Regions from separate parts of the Mus musculus genome. Here region 2 is linked to region 1. A link is a loop called in an ENCODE intact Hi-C map of the cell type or tissue named here. Cell type or tissue: heart. All regions are shown on one strand.

Region 1 (8,000 bases):
GAAGTTTCTTAGATAAGGATCAGGAGCTGAAGAGAAGGGGGTTTGAGCTCATGAGCATGGGGCCGGGCATGGCCATTTCCCTTGCCTAGTGACCTGGGAATTTGTGGGTGCATGTTCTCAGACCAGTGTGTATCTTTTGTTTGCTCATCCCAGCCTGGAACTGTACACATGCCTTCTCTAGGGCAGGACTCTCTCAATGGCCAAGACAGAGAAAAGGTGGGGGGAGACAGACAGAGATAGAGATAGATAAATAGGTAGAGATAGAGATAGATAGATTGGCAGATAGGTAAATAGATAGAGATAGAGACAGACAGACAGACTGGCAGACAGACAGACAAGACTGGCAGATAGGTAGATAGAGATAGAGATAGACAGACAGAGTTAGCCCAGCTGATGCCTAGAAATGGTCTAGACTTCTAAACAGCTTATATTTCGAACCTTATGCATATTGTCCATTGCTTCAAGCAACATGAGCACCTAGTGCAGATTAAATTGGGCTGCCTAAGGGCATTTGTTTGCACAATGACATATGTGCACAGGCTCAGGACAATCTGTACTCTGTCCAGCATTTTGCTCCTGAAGTTATCATAGCGAGGCGCTTAATCACATACTTTATGTAGTAGCCATTCAAGGACAGGGTGGGTGAGCTTGTCCTTTCTCTATGCCTGGGTGTAGCTGTGGGGGTCTCTGAGGACTCTGTGCAGGATGGACAGGCCTCTGTTGGTTTGGACTTCTATGTGTGAGCTCAGGATTGCCACAGGGTGAACAACTGTATACCTGGGAGACATGGGGAGTCATTTGGGTGCTTGGCTTATGAGTCTCCTCAGCTACTTCATCTCTTTCCGACCTTGACACCTTCGAGTGGGCAGTGTGCTGGCAAGCCTCGGTGCTCTGTGCCAGCTTCCACCCCTCCCTGCCCCGTCTCTCACACAGCTGGGCTTGGTCATCTGCTCTCTAATCTTTTGCTGTTGTTATTGTTAAAATAGCAAATTACATGGGAGAATGTTGTGGTTTTATATACTGTACCATCTATACTTAGTTCCGTGGGAAAGTTACGGCCTCATAATTAGCAAACGTTAATGAAATTTGTTTCCCGCGTCTTGGTTCTGAGCCAAGGAACTTAACATTCTAATCTATCAGTATTAGGCAATTAAGGACATAAAAGCAGGAAACGATACTATAAATTTAGTATGACTTTACAAACCTCTATGAAATAGGCCCTAGTAAAAATGGCATAAAGAGTAAATCTAAGTTATTATTATGATGATGGTTTAAATAATTGGATCACAGCCTGGCTTTAAGCATGCTTCACTTGAGCTTCTAAAACCATCTGTGTCCAGTCTGAGCTGCACTGAAATGGCCAGCTGAGGAAAACCTTCAGACTCTGAGGCCTTTCCTCATGGACTGTATTTTACAGTGTCTGGTCATCTTCCTCTGCACTTACATTTAAATCAAGATTTTTTTTGACCCCAAGCAAAATAATACAGAAGTTCGGCTCCTTGTTTTGTTTCTTTGTTTGGGTAGTTGTACTTTGAAGGAGCTGTGATGTTTAGTGAAAACAGGCTAAAATAAATCCCTGTATGTACTGGCTGGAGTCCATTAGACAATGGCTTCCCACGGTCATGAGGTTGGTCTCTATGAATTCCCAAGCTCGGCCAAGGCGACCCTGTGTTAATGGACAGGGTCTCATTTTTCTTTTGCCATTTGGAGAAGCCCTTTATGTGGTTAGTGGGGTTTGAAACTACGCTGGATCCCAAGGGGAGATGGGCCCAGGGCTGATACTTGCCTGGTGGCTTGGTGAGGAAGGGAGGTTAAGGACGGGCACCAAGCTGTGTGCCACCAGATGCATGTGGGCTGCAACCTGAGTCCTCAGACCTTGTTAGAGGATGCATTGGTGTGTGGTGGCCCGGCACACAGGAAGTAACTAATTCTTGATCAGAGTTGACCCTCGGACCACTGATGCCTATCTACTCACTGGGAAACGGACTTTTGGAGAATCCAAATAGTTGGTATTGGAGCCAAGACCAGGCTCTTCTGATTCTTGTTGAAGTTCTTTCCCCATTAGAGCAAGTAATGAGAGAAAACCAAGTCAGACTTCCGGGGCCTACTCACCGGACCACAGATCTCTGTCCTTGTCAGTCAGGCTTGGAAAGCTAGGCTCTTCATCTGCATCTTTTGCTTTATTTATTTTCTCATTTTTTTCTAGTAAACATTTTATATGTCCTAATTTAGTTTTGAGGGTATCTTGGAAAGTCCCTCATATTTAACTTTGAAGACTGTCTTATGTGCTTATATTATTAGTTATAGTTTTTACACTCAGGATCTTCTCTTCCCTTCCCTTCCCTTCCCTCCTCAGCCCCTCCCCCGCCCCCTTTTTGAGTCTGTTTCCTGTATCCTTGAACTCCGGATTCTCCTCCCCGGATTCTGAGTGCTAGGGTTACGGGGTGCGTGGACCAAGCCTAGCTTGTCTGAGTACTTCATTTGTATTGTTCATATTTTTGTTACCACAGACAAAAAAAAAAAATAGTCCATGGCCAGACTGTGGCATTTCCTGACATTTATCTGTCCTGGTTTTGTTTAAGGTCCCGTCACACCCACGTGCACTCTCAAGTTAACAGCATCTTCACCCTCCAAGGGCTGCTTAGGAGCAGAGGGTACTTCTCAAACTTCCCATTAGTGGAGAGAATAGGTCTTTAAACTGTTGATTCAGAGATAATGAAGACAATAAGAAAACTTATCTTTATGGGCAAACGATTTTTTTTTCTTTCTGAGCTCAAAAAAGAGCCAACCCCTGTGAAATCTTATTATCCATTATCTATGTTCTGAACTCTCAGCCCCTCCCCAAACTCCCCATCAAGCCAGAGCATAGAATTTTGATCTTTTCTTGGAACTTGGAAAAAGAGGCAGGGCAGTCACATTGCCAGCACGGTGTGACATCATGGCTGATCTTTGCAGCCCTCGAGACCATCATCACGTGTTGCCCAGGTCAGGAGCACGTCCTGCATACCTCTCAACTCTACCTCATCCTTCAAGGACAGCCTTCATTTAAAAAAAAAAAAAAAGGATCCTAGTGGAATTAGTAACAAAAGACACCAACAGGTCAAGTCACAGAGAAGGGATACTTAAGTGACCCCTGGACTGAGGGCTAAAGGGACACTAACCTGAGTGTCCGAACGGTGGCAGGCCAGTACCTTGCAGCACCACTTCACTGTCTACACCGTGGGTGCTTCCTTGCTGTGTGGCTTGGTGTCCCCAGAGTGACTTCCTGTGTGGGGTGAACTTGCTGTAGCACCTGATGCTATTACCTGCCCACACAGAAGGCCCAGCAGGGAGCCGTGTGCCGCTAGGTGAAGAGCTTGGGATGGCGGCTACAAATCAGGACAAGCAAAGCAAGTAGAATACAACTGCTACTTATTTGGTGGTGCTTAACCCTGGTTTATTGTTAACCCTGGGTCTTGTTTAGTTCTGTGCATATAAGTCCCCTAACTTCTGTTGGCCCCAGTTACCTGATTCAGCCCTGACTTGCTGTTATGCCTCAGGGCCACAGCTAGGAAAGTTCCCAACCTGTCATTGAGCACCTTGTAGGTCTATTGCTTTCCTGTTTTAAAAGAATATTCGTTTATTTGGTCAATTATTAATTCATTTTTTTGCCAACACTTCATATCCTAGGTTGGCCCGCAGCTCATTGTGTAACTCTGGCTGGCCTTGTACTTGTAGCATTTCTCTTGCCTTGGGTGCTGGCTGTGAACCTCTGTGCCTGGCTTGTATGTTTAAGTCTGTAGGGGAGGAGCAGGTAGAGGTCATACTAATAGCTCTAAGCTTCAGAAGTGCTCATGTTGATAAGCTGTTAGCATTGTGGTTCATGTCACCACCTCTCTGGAAGCTACTGAAGATTGGTTGGATCCCCACCACCACCACCACCACCACCACCACCACCACCACCACCACCACCACCACACACTTTACAGTTGGCAAGTGCCAGGAGAGTGGATGAGATTACCTTAAGGCATAGGTTTTCTATAGCCCAGGGAAGGGAGCCAAAGGCAAACCTTTGAGTCTGATTTGCTGGCAGTGTGGTGAGCCCCCACAGTGGACTCAACAGCTCACTCTTGTCCTCTTTGTGCCTGTTTGCAGGATTTAATTTCTTTCTGGGCCATATGCAATTCAAACTGGAACATGCCCACGATGCAAGTGAAAGGGACCAGCAGGCAGAAGGGGAGGAAAGAGTAGGGACTGGGAGAAGTGGCTGTCTTCATTCAGCAAAACCAATATTCACTAATATAACCAGAAGAATTCGCAGTTCATATTGTTTCTACAGTCAAAGGTCTTGGTCACCTCATAGCCCCAATATTTAGGCTATCCATTTCATACTTAATTTCATAAATTTTCCATTCCAATTAAAGCTTTTTTTTCTAGACAATTCTATCTCTTAGACCTCTGTTAAGCTTATTTCTCTCTGTTGTGCCTACTTGAATGGGCACACACACATACAGCGTGCATATACACAGAGGTGAGCTGGGATCCCATGTAGCCCAGGCTGACCTTGGACTCCTCATCCCCCTGCCTCTGCCTTTTGAGTACAGGGATTTCAGGGCTTGCCATCACACCTGTTTGATACACTCTTGCTACAGTAACAGCCCAGAGGATCTGCCCAGCACATGTAGACCAAGCTCTCCCCCTGGTGGCCAGACTAAGAGCTGCAGAGGACCAGCTGCCCATGAGAGACCACAGGTTCCTGAAATCTCCTGGGTCTACAATTCTTCTCCAGGGAGCAGACATCTGGCTGGGGTCCTCTTGTGTGTCCAAGGAGTGGATAGCACTTTCCTGAAGCTACCTAGGTCAGAGGGCCAAGAGGGAATGGGAAGAAAGAAGCCAAGGCTGAGGCAGAGACACTCCGCAGATGTGAGATGTCCTGGCCAGTTAGGAAAGTGCCCAAGACTCCCGGTGAGTCTAGAGACAGGAGGCCAGCATAGGTCTTACTTTCTAATATAAAACCATGCATGCTCCAGAGAGTGACTTAGAACAGAAACTCTGAAAGATACCACAGAGAACTGCCCTCCAACTAGTGTGAGATGTCTGCATCTCCTCCGCGGAGGAGGACTTGGAAATCGTTTTCTTTTCCTGCCAGTGACTTGCCAGCGCTCCATTCTGCTGCTGCTTCCCCTCCATCAGTGAAGTCACATTTGCTGTTGGATAGGCTTCATGGGAAAGTCTCGAGTCGTCTGTGAGAAGAGGTTATTTACCGCACTTGGTTATTCTTGTGTTGAGCGAGTGTTAGCTCTTCAGAAAGTGTTTTGCATTTTTTTTCAAACGATGAGGAGGAAAATTGGGTTTTTATAGCCTAAAAAAATTTCTGCAATTTTTTTGTAGCTGTTCCGTCATCATGACTATTTACTATGTCTCCTCTCTACCTTTTGCTGCTCTGAGCCCCAGAGTTAACGTTGTAGCAATGTGTGAGGTGTGAGCTGGCAGTGGTAGGACTGACACTTAACAGCAGTTCAGTGGAAACTTCTCCCCTGCTACATTCAATTCATGGTGGAAAACAGAACTGAAGAGCTACCCTGACTCAAGAGGCCCTTCCCTTGTCTCACTGTGTGGGTCCTGTCCCCTCTCCCTGCATCAGTACAGTGTCAAGCAGAAGGCATGCAGGGAGCTCCCAGAGGGGCCCCGACACAGGAGCTTTTCCGTGACCTGGTGACACAGATTGCAGCCTGCCCACAACTTTCCCAGCACTATCACATTCCGGATATGGTCCTGCGGATGCCTCTCTGGCTAGGCTCAAGGGATTGAACTTGTGGAATTTTGGCTAAGTGCCATGGTTCCCCCATTGACTATGGTCCCTATAGATCATGGTCCCCCGAATTGACCATGACCCAGCATCCCAAATCGCTTCCCACTAAGCACATGCCCTGGTTGCTATGGGCCAAATCTCATGGCTTTTATGTCTCAGTTATGTTCAGTCTTGCTTGGGAAGTGACATCTCAGGGAACTAGATGACAGCAGGACACAGCTGGCTCAGGATCACGTCCAGAACAGAGATTTTTCTGTTGCTATTTAGCTTGGGACAGAGGCATCAGCCAGGTGCTAATGGGGCCTCAAGGGCTTGTGCCAGGGACCTGGGTTGTATTCTGCCTGGGATTTTCCGTTCCTTGGGTGGGGTGTGTTGTGCTGTTGTTTATCTCAGAATCCTGTCTCTAGTGTTGATGTGTGCCAAACACTAGCTGAATAACTTCTTCAAAGAAGGTGTAGAGGGTGCATCCCAAGCTTTAATTTGTGTTGGCCATCGGATTCCCTCTATTTTCTGTGAAAACACACGGAGATCCTCTTACCCAGGTTTTGTTTCAGGTGTGAGCAAACATTTTTGCATGTGCTGTGGTTCCCTTGAAGATCCATGATCCTATTGTTTAAAATGTAAACAAAACAAAACAAAACAAAACCGTGAAAGCCTCACTGAGACAAGGGTTCCATGCTGACCCTCAAAACAGCCACAACTTATCCATTTAAAATATTTTGCTAAACTTTAGCATAATATAATACATGCTAAAATTTAAAAAGATATACTTTCAGTTCTATTTTGTACAGAAGTATGCTTTGCCTGCATGCATGTATGTACACTAAATGTGTGCCCAGCATCCACAGAAGCCAGAACAGAGCATCTAATCTCCTCAAACCCAAGTTACAGCTGGTTGTGAGCTGCCATGAACCAAACCTGTGTCTCTGCAAGAGCAGCCAGTGCTCTTCACCACTGAACCATATCTACAGCTCCCTAGATCAACACTGTAGACACAGAATTTTAATTCATCATTCAGAATAAACTCACTACATAGCCCAGGCTACCCTAAAACTAGCATCCATCCTCCTGCTTCAGCTTCCTAAGTGCTAGGATTAGAGTCACCACCCCTGGCCATCGTGATTGCTTTTGATAATAGGAGTTTTTGATGATAACTTATTTTAGGCACATTTTATGTTCCCTTTAGTTTTTGTACTTGGTAATTGTTCCTTGAATTTAGAAATTCCCTACTATTTCAACCTCGCATGTTCTAGTTGCTTCCTATTTGACTTTCTTGCTGAGACTTGAGGGAGCTGAATCTTAAGCTCTTTTTGCAGTGTTGGAAGAGGCTGGGACATGATTGGGTATTACAAAGGGACCCTTTCTTTCCACATTTTACGGGATCTTTATGTGCTTGCTGTAGATAATACGGTAAGCAAACATTTTAAGTTCCTCCAGCATGAAACTCTATTTCAAGCCTAATTTGGAATGGCTAGTGTCAGCCCCGAGATGACTCTGAGGCCTGCCTCCCTTCATCTTCATAAACAATGGCATTTTGTTCCTCTCTTCAAGTTCCAAGTTTTACTGGGGAAAATAGCCGTAATGGTGTTCCTTGTTGTATAATCTTTTTTTAAAATTTTTTTTATAGATACAGATTGAATTTTAGAAGTCCATTTATAGTTAAAATTACTTTAGGGGCTAGAGAAGATGAGTTTTTAAAAATTATTATTATTAATATTGGCACATACTTATTAGGCAAAGTGGGATAATTGACATCTGCATTTGGTGTGACAGTCAGGTCAGATCAGGATGGCCAACATCTCTGTCTCTTCAGGCATCTACTGTCTCAGTGCTGAAAACCTACAGACTCCTCTCTCTATGACTGACATAATTAATTTCTTGTAACAATGAAGCCACAAAGCGTGGTTGCATTGAATTTTTTTTGTGTAATATTTTACAAGCTTCTCTTTCTGGCTCTCCCTTCCCTTCCTCCGTTGCTGGGATGAGAATGCAGGGATCCACAAGCTAGGGAAATGGTCTGTTGCTGAGCTGAACCCTCAGATCCTTGCCTTCAGCGTTGCTGGCTCACTGTCGTGGTGAAAAGCCATGGTTGTGGTGGTCAGTTGTGACCACCCTGTCCTTGGTGCTTGTCGCACACTGTGGGAACTGGATGACAAGGGGGTCTTCCTCCCCCACTTTGTGCTTGGCCTTGAGCTTAAGGGTGGTCACA
Region 2 (8,000 bases), 140 kb before region 1:
GAGATCTGGACTTAGTGGGGTTAGTTCTCCCTTTTTATCTTTACATATGGGTCCTGGGGTATCAAACTCAGGTCTCCTAGTTTCACTTCAATCACCTCCCCTTGCTGAGCCATCTCACTGGCCCACTTGTGTAATGATGAATAAATAAATAAACAAACAGTCTTGCTGTCAGCACGTGTATCAAACTGCCGCCTGAGTTCCTCCTAGGTTTCTGGTACCAATTCCCAGGACTCAGTGGATCTCAGACAATTACACATTTAAGTTTCTGACCAAACTTTTCCCTCAGTGGCTGGATCAGTTCACAGCCCTACCAGAAATGCCCCAATTTTGCTTCACCCTAGCTAACACGTTCTTTCTTCTTCGGTGTCTCTAGCCAATCTTGTCAATTTTGAACAGTTGATGATGGACCAGGCTGCGTTTCTCGGTGTGTGTGTGTGTCTGGGGAGAATGTGGGTTCTGACCCCTGACCTCTGGGGCTGGAGCTCCTGTTGCTAGGCTGAACCCTGCCTTGTGGGATAACTAGGCGTTGGCACACGGCCTCACTGTGCTCTTGGGAGGTATGTTTGGATCGGCAGGCAGGCTGGGGCTTTCCCCAGGATGTCCTGCCCGGCGGGGAAGTGCTCTGTGGAGTTCCAGGAGCAGCTGCACACACAGGTGAGGAGGGTTTCCCTTTGTGCTAATCAGCCACTGCTGTCCTGTGTGGAAAGGTCCAGCTCAGAACACTTATTTCCATCTCTTCCTCTCCTTGTGTGTAAAGAGGTTAAAAATAAAGCTGTCCCAACAGAAGGTGCCCACTCCACGTGCCTACATGTCAACCCCCGAACTCCCAGATCTACAACGCTCTTCAAATTCCTGCTATGCCCTTGAAAATCTCCTTCCTCCCACACCCCCATCCCATCCAAACTGCAGGGACACAGAATATATGTTACAAACCTGGGGACACTTTTCAAAGGACCTATAAGGTTGTGTGTGCACCCTCCACTCCTGTCCCGTTCTATCCACAGGGCTGGGCCTCCTAGGGAGTGGGACAGTGAACACCATCACTCCACTGTGCACCTGCAGGAAGTGGCCTGCCAGAAGCTTAGACGCAGCAACGGTTGTGGCGTGACAAAATGCTGAGTACCAGTCGGGAGGAGCCATAACTGGGCTCAGAAAAGCCCAGCATTGCGGGCTGCCTGCCTGGCTCCTGGATCACCTCTTTCCGCTCTGCGTCTCCGTGTGGAATCATTCTAACTTCATGCTGAATTTACTAGAAGTACATTGTCCCTGGCATGGCTCCGGAACCCTGAATCTCTGTCTCACACAATTCCTAGGTTCTTGTGTGCATTGCTGTCGGAATAACAGCATGTCCCACACTTCCCTCCACATGGCCCTTAAGGGAGAAGACAGTTATCTTTAAAATAAGAAACTTAGGACTAAGTTCTAGCTCAGAGACAGGTCTGGCTCATTGAGTCAAGCAGAGCCAAAAACAAACAAACAAACACCCCCATTATGTCAGCTAAACATTAACTTTAATTAAACATCCCTAGAAGACAGAATAAATGGGATAAGGGATTTGTCCGCTTGACCCCCCATCATTCCCTTTCTGGAGTCACACCTGGTGTGTACCTGGTCACAAGTCATTTTTGGTGGACGGCAAGGCCAATCAAAGCCAATGTTATTAAGTTATATGGCTAAGTAAGAGGTGTGCTTAGAATTCCAGGCTCCTGAGAATGCTCCCGAATTTGGAAAAGTTTACATCTGGAAAAGGGGCCAAGTGTCATCAGAACGTGTGCAGGCAGAGGCGACAGGACATTTTGGACAAAGGCCAGATAAGCCCAAACACCCACCCCCAAGGACAGAACCGGCCCCTGCACACCAGGATGTTCAATCTGGCTGCAGCCTTTCCGGGTAGAGCAGAATAGACTCCCAGTGACGCAAAGGATGAATGGTAGGAAATCCCCTCTCCTTCCTAAACCGACTCTTCCTGCCTCACCTTTCATGGGCACCAGCCCCAGACCCTCCTACCCTCCCCAGCCCCTTGCAGACTCTCCCTTCCTCTGAGGGCAGTAGACCACGACTCTTGACGATCCTGGGGAATTCCTAAGTCCTAATGAATTTCTGCAAGCTGATGGCATACACTGGCGAATTCACAAGATGTCCATGATGGCAGAAAGGGCTCCTTCAGGATCCAGGACACGTGTTCTGTGCCCTAGGATTTGGAACTGTCTACTGTTCATGAGGGTGACGGTTCACGTGTGTGGACGTGTTATGTCACCTGCAAGGGAAACGAGAGAGTACCCACCTAACAGTACGTGACACAAGAGACTGAGAGCTACTTTCCAAAGCTATTTAACAGATTGTGGTTAAAAAGCAAATGGCGTCTGGCTTGGTGAGATGGCTCAGCTGGTAGAGGAGATTGCTCTGAAGATGGATGGTCTGAGTTCCGGACCCGGGACGCACATGGGGGAGGGAGAGAACTGATGCCCAAAAGTTGTCCTCTGACCTCCATACACACACAAAGGCACACGTGAGCCCCTCCCCCACAATTGATTAGTTAATTAATTAAATCCACACACGTTGAAGCAGACATTCAGCTTTTACTCCCAGGACCCAACTCAGGGACATCCACTTGTAGTGGCTCAGACTCAAATGAGAGAGAGAGAAATAATAAAGCTAAACCAATCCGCAGCTCCCACCTGCAAAACGGGTAGAAGAAAACACTGAGACTTTGGGCTTGTAAAAAATTTCTTAGACACACACACACACACATACACACACACACACACCACCAAACAAAATAGTGGAGAAGATTAAAAAGTTTGATCCTCCAAATTCTGCTGAAAATAAAAAGGCTCTAAACTAGCCAAGTCTGTCCTGAACTAGAGGAGGGACTCCCTGTCAGGCTCCTATTAAACCTCCTGCTGATGCCTGACACTTGTGAGCCTACAGTGGTGGCCTGGTGGCCCGGCTCCCTTAATCGTCTCTCCTAAGCAGTTCCCAGCATCTGGCTCTCACCTCTTGCTCCACAAACCGTCTGCCGAATGGCTGGCTGCTCACATATCTGGCTCTGCCTCACTCACAGTCCTCCCAATTCACCCCTAGTTCTATTTTTAGAACACTTTCCTTCTGTTTTTTTTTTTTTTTTTTTTTTTTTTTTTTGTGGTTTTTGAGGCTTGAGCCCAGAGTCTGGCGTGTGCGAGGTAAGAGCTTCGCCACTGAGCTACATCCTTAGCCTGAACCCCTTTGAAGACCACTATAGTAACATCACAGTTTCTGAGGTTCAACCGAGGGGGCGCTGCCCTTCAGAGAAGGCTGCCACCCTTACTGTCCCAGCCCCATTCAGTTCTGTAGTCCCCTGGAGCCATTCAGGAAAGTCTTGTCTTAGCCCTGCACTGCCCCGGGGAACTGCTGATTGTTGGCTCCTTAGAGGGTTTGGCTTCTCTGTCTACACAGCAGACAGAATGCTCCCCGGGCCCTCATGATGAAGTCATCAAGGAGACCACCCAGGCTCATGGAAGGAGGCCTGAGTATCAGACCCTGCTCAGCATCTGATTAGATAATGAAATATCGTGGGCAGCCAAGGCGCGGGTGAGGCAGGCTCTGGAATGCTGGGTGTTCCTCCTCCAGAAAGCTCAGGCCGGTAATGTCTGAACCTGGCTGCTTTAAGCATGACTGAGCTGAACTTGAACATGCTTAGCAATGGGTAGGACCTTAGTGGGACCGCTGTGGTTCACAGGGGGTCAAAAGTTGTAGAGGAAAAGGGGTGTGTATTGACAGAAGTCTGTAAAAGCCTAAAAAGGAAATAATTTTAATGTTTACTGGATATCTCAGTTTTGAAAATTTGAAATGAAATCAACATTCCTGGTGGAAGGAACAGGGCCAAGGGGGATAATAGTGCAGTTCCAGTAGCCAACACCAGGTGGCAGTCATTCTCAGCCTGCAGGCGAAGTTAGGAAACCTGTCCTCTGGCTTGAAAGTTTTGAGTCTTTCCAGGGTCACATGACTCAGCTCTAGGGAACAGAGGGCAAGTCCCTTATTTGTTAACCTCCCTTGGGGATAATCCCAAGGAAAACTGTGATTGCCTAATTCCAGTTAGTCCAAGGGGCTATCATACCCCACTTCTCTTAGAGTAATTAAGTCAATAACTCATAATCTGTCTTTTAATCTTGTTAAAGTAAAGTATGCCAACTACTGACACTGGGAGCCTGCTCCCATGCTTACCCTGACAGCACTTGCAACAATGACTTCAAGTGACATTAGAATGAATTCCTCCCCAGGACTGAGTCAGCACATACCTAACAGCCTTGGATCTTTGCTAAGAGCCATTTCCACCTTTGTTAACACATTAGATTTTAATTCCTGTAAAACTCAGGACACATATTGTCACTATGCTCATTCTCTGAGGGAAACTGAGGTGGGGGGTGTGGCCAACCAGCCTTGTACATTCCGAGAGAGTGAGCTCTCACCGGAGATGGCCATGTGGTTCTGGAAACCCACTGGCAGCCTGGGGCATGCTCCTGTAGAAAGGGACTCAGGTGTGAAGCCAGGCAAGGCAGGACAGGTATGGGGGAAGAAGAGCAGAACAGAACAGAGCTGGTGGCGATATGGATTAGGGACAAGATAAAAGGGTATAAAAGTGACTTCTGAGGTGGAGAGGCTAGGAGATGGACCACAGACGATGGACTGGGAGGAAAGTCTGTGGGTGGCCGAGGCATCGGTGATGACTGTTCATGTCACTTGACCACCACACCCTATCTGAGAAGGCAGGATGTTGTGGTCTTTGAATGGCCAGAACTCCGTGCTGGGAGGTGGAGGAGCCACCATAAGGCACATGAATGGCACTTGGAAAGAAAAGCTTGAGAATACCTCCTACCAAGAGACCTCACCTCACCAGGGAGGTGCTGACTGCAGCCCTAAAGGGCCTAAGGACGCTTCTGGAACAGCTCTGGAGTTCTCTGTCTCTTTTATCTCATACCCATGTGGCCTCTGAAGGGCTTTGTTAGTATATTTGGTTTGCTCTTATTTTTTTAGACAGGGTTTCTAGCTCAGACTAGTCTCAAATTGTTACCTAGCCAAGAATGATCTTGGGCTTCTAATCCTCCAGCATCTACCCGCCCTGGGATTACAAGTATGAGCCCCATGCCCAGTTTCTGCAGTGCTGGGAACCCAACACAGGGCCTTGTGCATGCTAGGGAAACAAGCTACCAATGGAGCCACATTCCCAGTCCCAGTCCCACCCCTTGCTGGAGTCAGAACCCACATCCTTGTATATGTTAAGCAAGTATTTTGCCACTGGGCTACACTCCAGCCCTAACCGTTGACGTTCAATTCTGGGAAGGTCAAAGGCAGACAGTCCACATCAGATCACACAACATCACACACAGCCTTTCTTCCTTGCACCTTTAGAAGGATCTACTCTTTGGGAGGAGTCCTAAGATAAGACCTGCCAGTCCTTGAGGTGGTCCTTGGGGTACCCCCCTCTCCTATGACACTGTCGCAGCCTTCAGGTTAAGCGTGTCTTCTGGACAGTGATTAAGAGGCTAAGCTTACAGGACTACGGTTCTGTAAGTGAGTCTGGTGTCTCTGCACTTCCTCCCTCGGATTCTCATCTAGGATGACCCTTCTGATGTCACTGAACACGTATCCTGAATAAACACAGACCATAGGAGCTCTACCTCCCATCTCAGTCTGTGGGAAGCTAATGCATGGATCAGTTATGCAGACAGGAGACCCAGTGACATCCTTCTGCAATCCAGAGAATGACTCAGGAGGCATGACAACCCCCCCCTTCCTTCTTCCTTGGAGACAGTGTTTTGTGTAGCTCAGGGTGGCCTCAAACTCACCCTGTAGCAATGGATGACTGAACTTCTGATCTTCCTGACACCACAGTAGGAACTGGGGGTTGGATGTGGTTCTGAATTCAGGGCAAGCACTTTATTGACTGAGCCCCATCGACACCCTTTTACTTTCTAAAGACTTTATCTACTTTTATATGTATGAGTGTTTTATCTGCCTCCATATATGAATGTATTCACATGCAGTGCCCGAGGAGACCCCCTGCCCCCCAAGACTGGTGAACCCCTCAGAACTGGAGTTACAGACTGTTGTGAGCAGCCACGAGGATTCTGGGAAGGGAAGAATCCAGATTCCCATGCAAGAACAGCTGGTGCTAACTGCTGAGCCATCTCGGGCTCTCCACCAATCCTTTCCTCTAATGACACTTAAATTCTTCATTATTTTATCTTTTATGTGCACGGGTGTTTTGCCTATATGTATGTCTGTCTGTGCACCACTTCAGATCATGGTGCTCCTGAGACCAAAAGAGAGTGTCTGATCCCTTGGAACTGGAGTTATCACATGGTTGTGCTCGGCCTTAAATGGAATATATATATATATATATATATATATATATATATATATGAAGAAGAATAGCAATTTTCTTCAATGAAATGGCAGTAGACACTGAACACAGCTCATCCTCCTGAGGTCTGTAAAGGTTGGTAACCTCCCCGTGATCAAGATGAGGCCACCTGACTTCCTTAGTGAGCAGCCAGGGAGATGGTGCACTATGGACCTCAGGCAGGATTTCCATTACAGATGTTGGTTTTCCTTGGCATTTGGGATATCCTTCCCAAATGACCTAAGCCTCTTAAGGAGACTGTTTCTACAAGAGCGTACATATTCACGACATGTGTGAGCACACATGCACGTGTGTGTGCCTGTCCTCAGCTCCATGTCCTCGGGGTTCCCTGCTGTGTCTTAACTTGCTGTGCAATGGGGCAGGAGCCTGTCTGCATGAGAACAGCCATTCATTCCTAGGCAGCTCCATCCCAATTCCCAAGGATGGTCCAGCGAGGTCAGCTTGGCTAGGCTGGCATGCTGGGGACACCAATCATGCTCACAGGAAAGCTAAGATGGCAGAAGTGTGGAGAGCAGTGGACCCATGACTCCCCTGATGTCCCATGGCCAGCTGTGACTGTGAGTCCTCGTTCTGTGGGGCTCACAGGCTCCTCATTCAGATATGGCCCAGACACCTTCCAAAGCCACTTCCTCTCTCCCATCTATAACTTGAGCCAGGGAGAGCTGGCTCTTGGAGTTCCTTGGATCAAACTCTCCTATGAAGGAGGCAAATGTTCTCAAGCTGAGGGCTTTTACCCTGTTCCACAGTCCTCCTCCTTAAACGGGCATTTCTCCTGGGTGCTGGCTCAGGGCCATCAGAGGTATCTCTGGAGTTAGCCAAACTCAGTTCTTGTCAGAAGCCCTGGTAGGACACCTCACCTCACTCTCCATGTCCTACCCTTCTCCTGGACTCTGCCCAAGCATCCGCAGATCCCTAACCACAGAACGTCTAAATTCCCTCCGGCACCATTGTCCTGCCGTAACCCTTCTTTCTCCCAATTCTGGAGTCCAATTCTGGACAAGTAGAGACACTGCTAGCATTTGGCTTAAATCCAAGGACCCAGCATGCTTCACTGTAGCTGCTGTCCTGTGTTTCCCCAGTCTGTCCGTCTCTCTTGTCCTCTCCTCTGGGTCCTAATAACCCGTTAGCGAGCTTCTCCTTTGCCTTGCCTGGACAACTCCCTGGTCTAGAAGTCAAGGGCACTCTTGTGTTACGCTTACCTTAAACCTGTGCCACTACAGAACCCATGGCGTTCCTTGAGTATTTTGATGGTTTCTAACGATGCCCTGATGTTGTGAACACATCTTTCTTCCTGAAAAGGTCGCTCCTTGCTTCTTCTCTGAGATGATATTGGGATAAGCCCTCTTTGATCTGCACCTAGTTTCTTAGCTGATCTTACACTTCCCTATGAAACCCCTTCTGTGCCTGTTTTGCATCTTGAGGGGGCCAGTGCAGTGCCTGGACCACACGCTTGGGGGTGGGGCTGTTGTGGTTGCAAAGTCAACTTGGCTAGCTATTTGACATGGATCCTGTCTATTTATATCCACCTGTGTGCTCCCTCCTTTAGTGCCTGTAACGCCCCGGAAGCGTCCCCTTGTCACTGCTCCGTCCTCACTCC

Evidence for each region. Peaks named below come from ENCODE experiments on the same cell type or tissue, not always from the same donor. Only the 100,000 strongest peaks of a DNase experiment are listed, where the experiment ranks them.
Region 2: a loop joins it to region 1, with 5 times the contacts of the local background. A loop is called at or near these places in 37 of 42 quality-filtered maps.

The regions. Positions count from the first base shown.
Region 1 is chr8:11,250,366-11,258,365 of GRCm38, reverse strand. The region is part of intron 2 of Col4a1 (collagen, type IV, alpha 1); the gene reads left to right. Among named protein-coding and RNA genes, the nearest start is that of Gm32709, 6.9 kb to the left of the region's middle. In heart, no CTCF peak of the experiment used is centred here; DNase peaks (open chromatin) are centred at 4,675, 5,865, 6,015 and 7,975; H3K4me3 peaks cover 709 bases; H3K27ac peaks cover 3,255 bases.
Region 2 is chr8:11,388,883-11,396,882 of GRCm38, reverse strand. The region is part of intron 4 of Col4a2 (collagen, type IV, alpha 2); the gene reads right to left. Among named protein-coding and RNA genes, the nearest start is that of Gm46030, 53 kb to the right of the region's middle. In heart, a CTCF peak has its summit at 3,888 (motif pointing right); DNase peaks (open chromatin) are centred at 602, 1,912, 3,012, 3,882 and 3 weaker places; H3K27ac peaks cover 4,585 bases.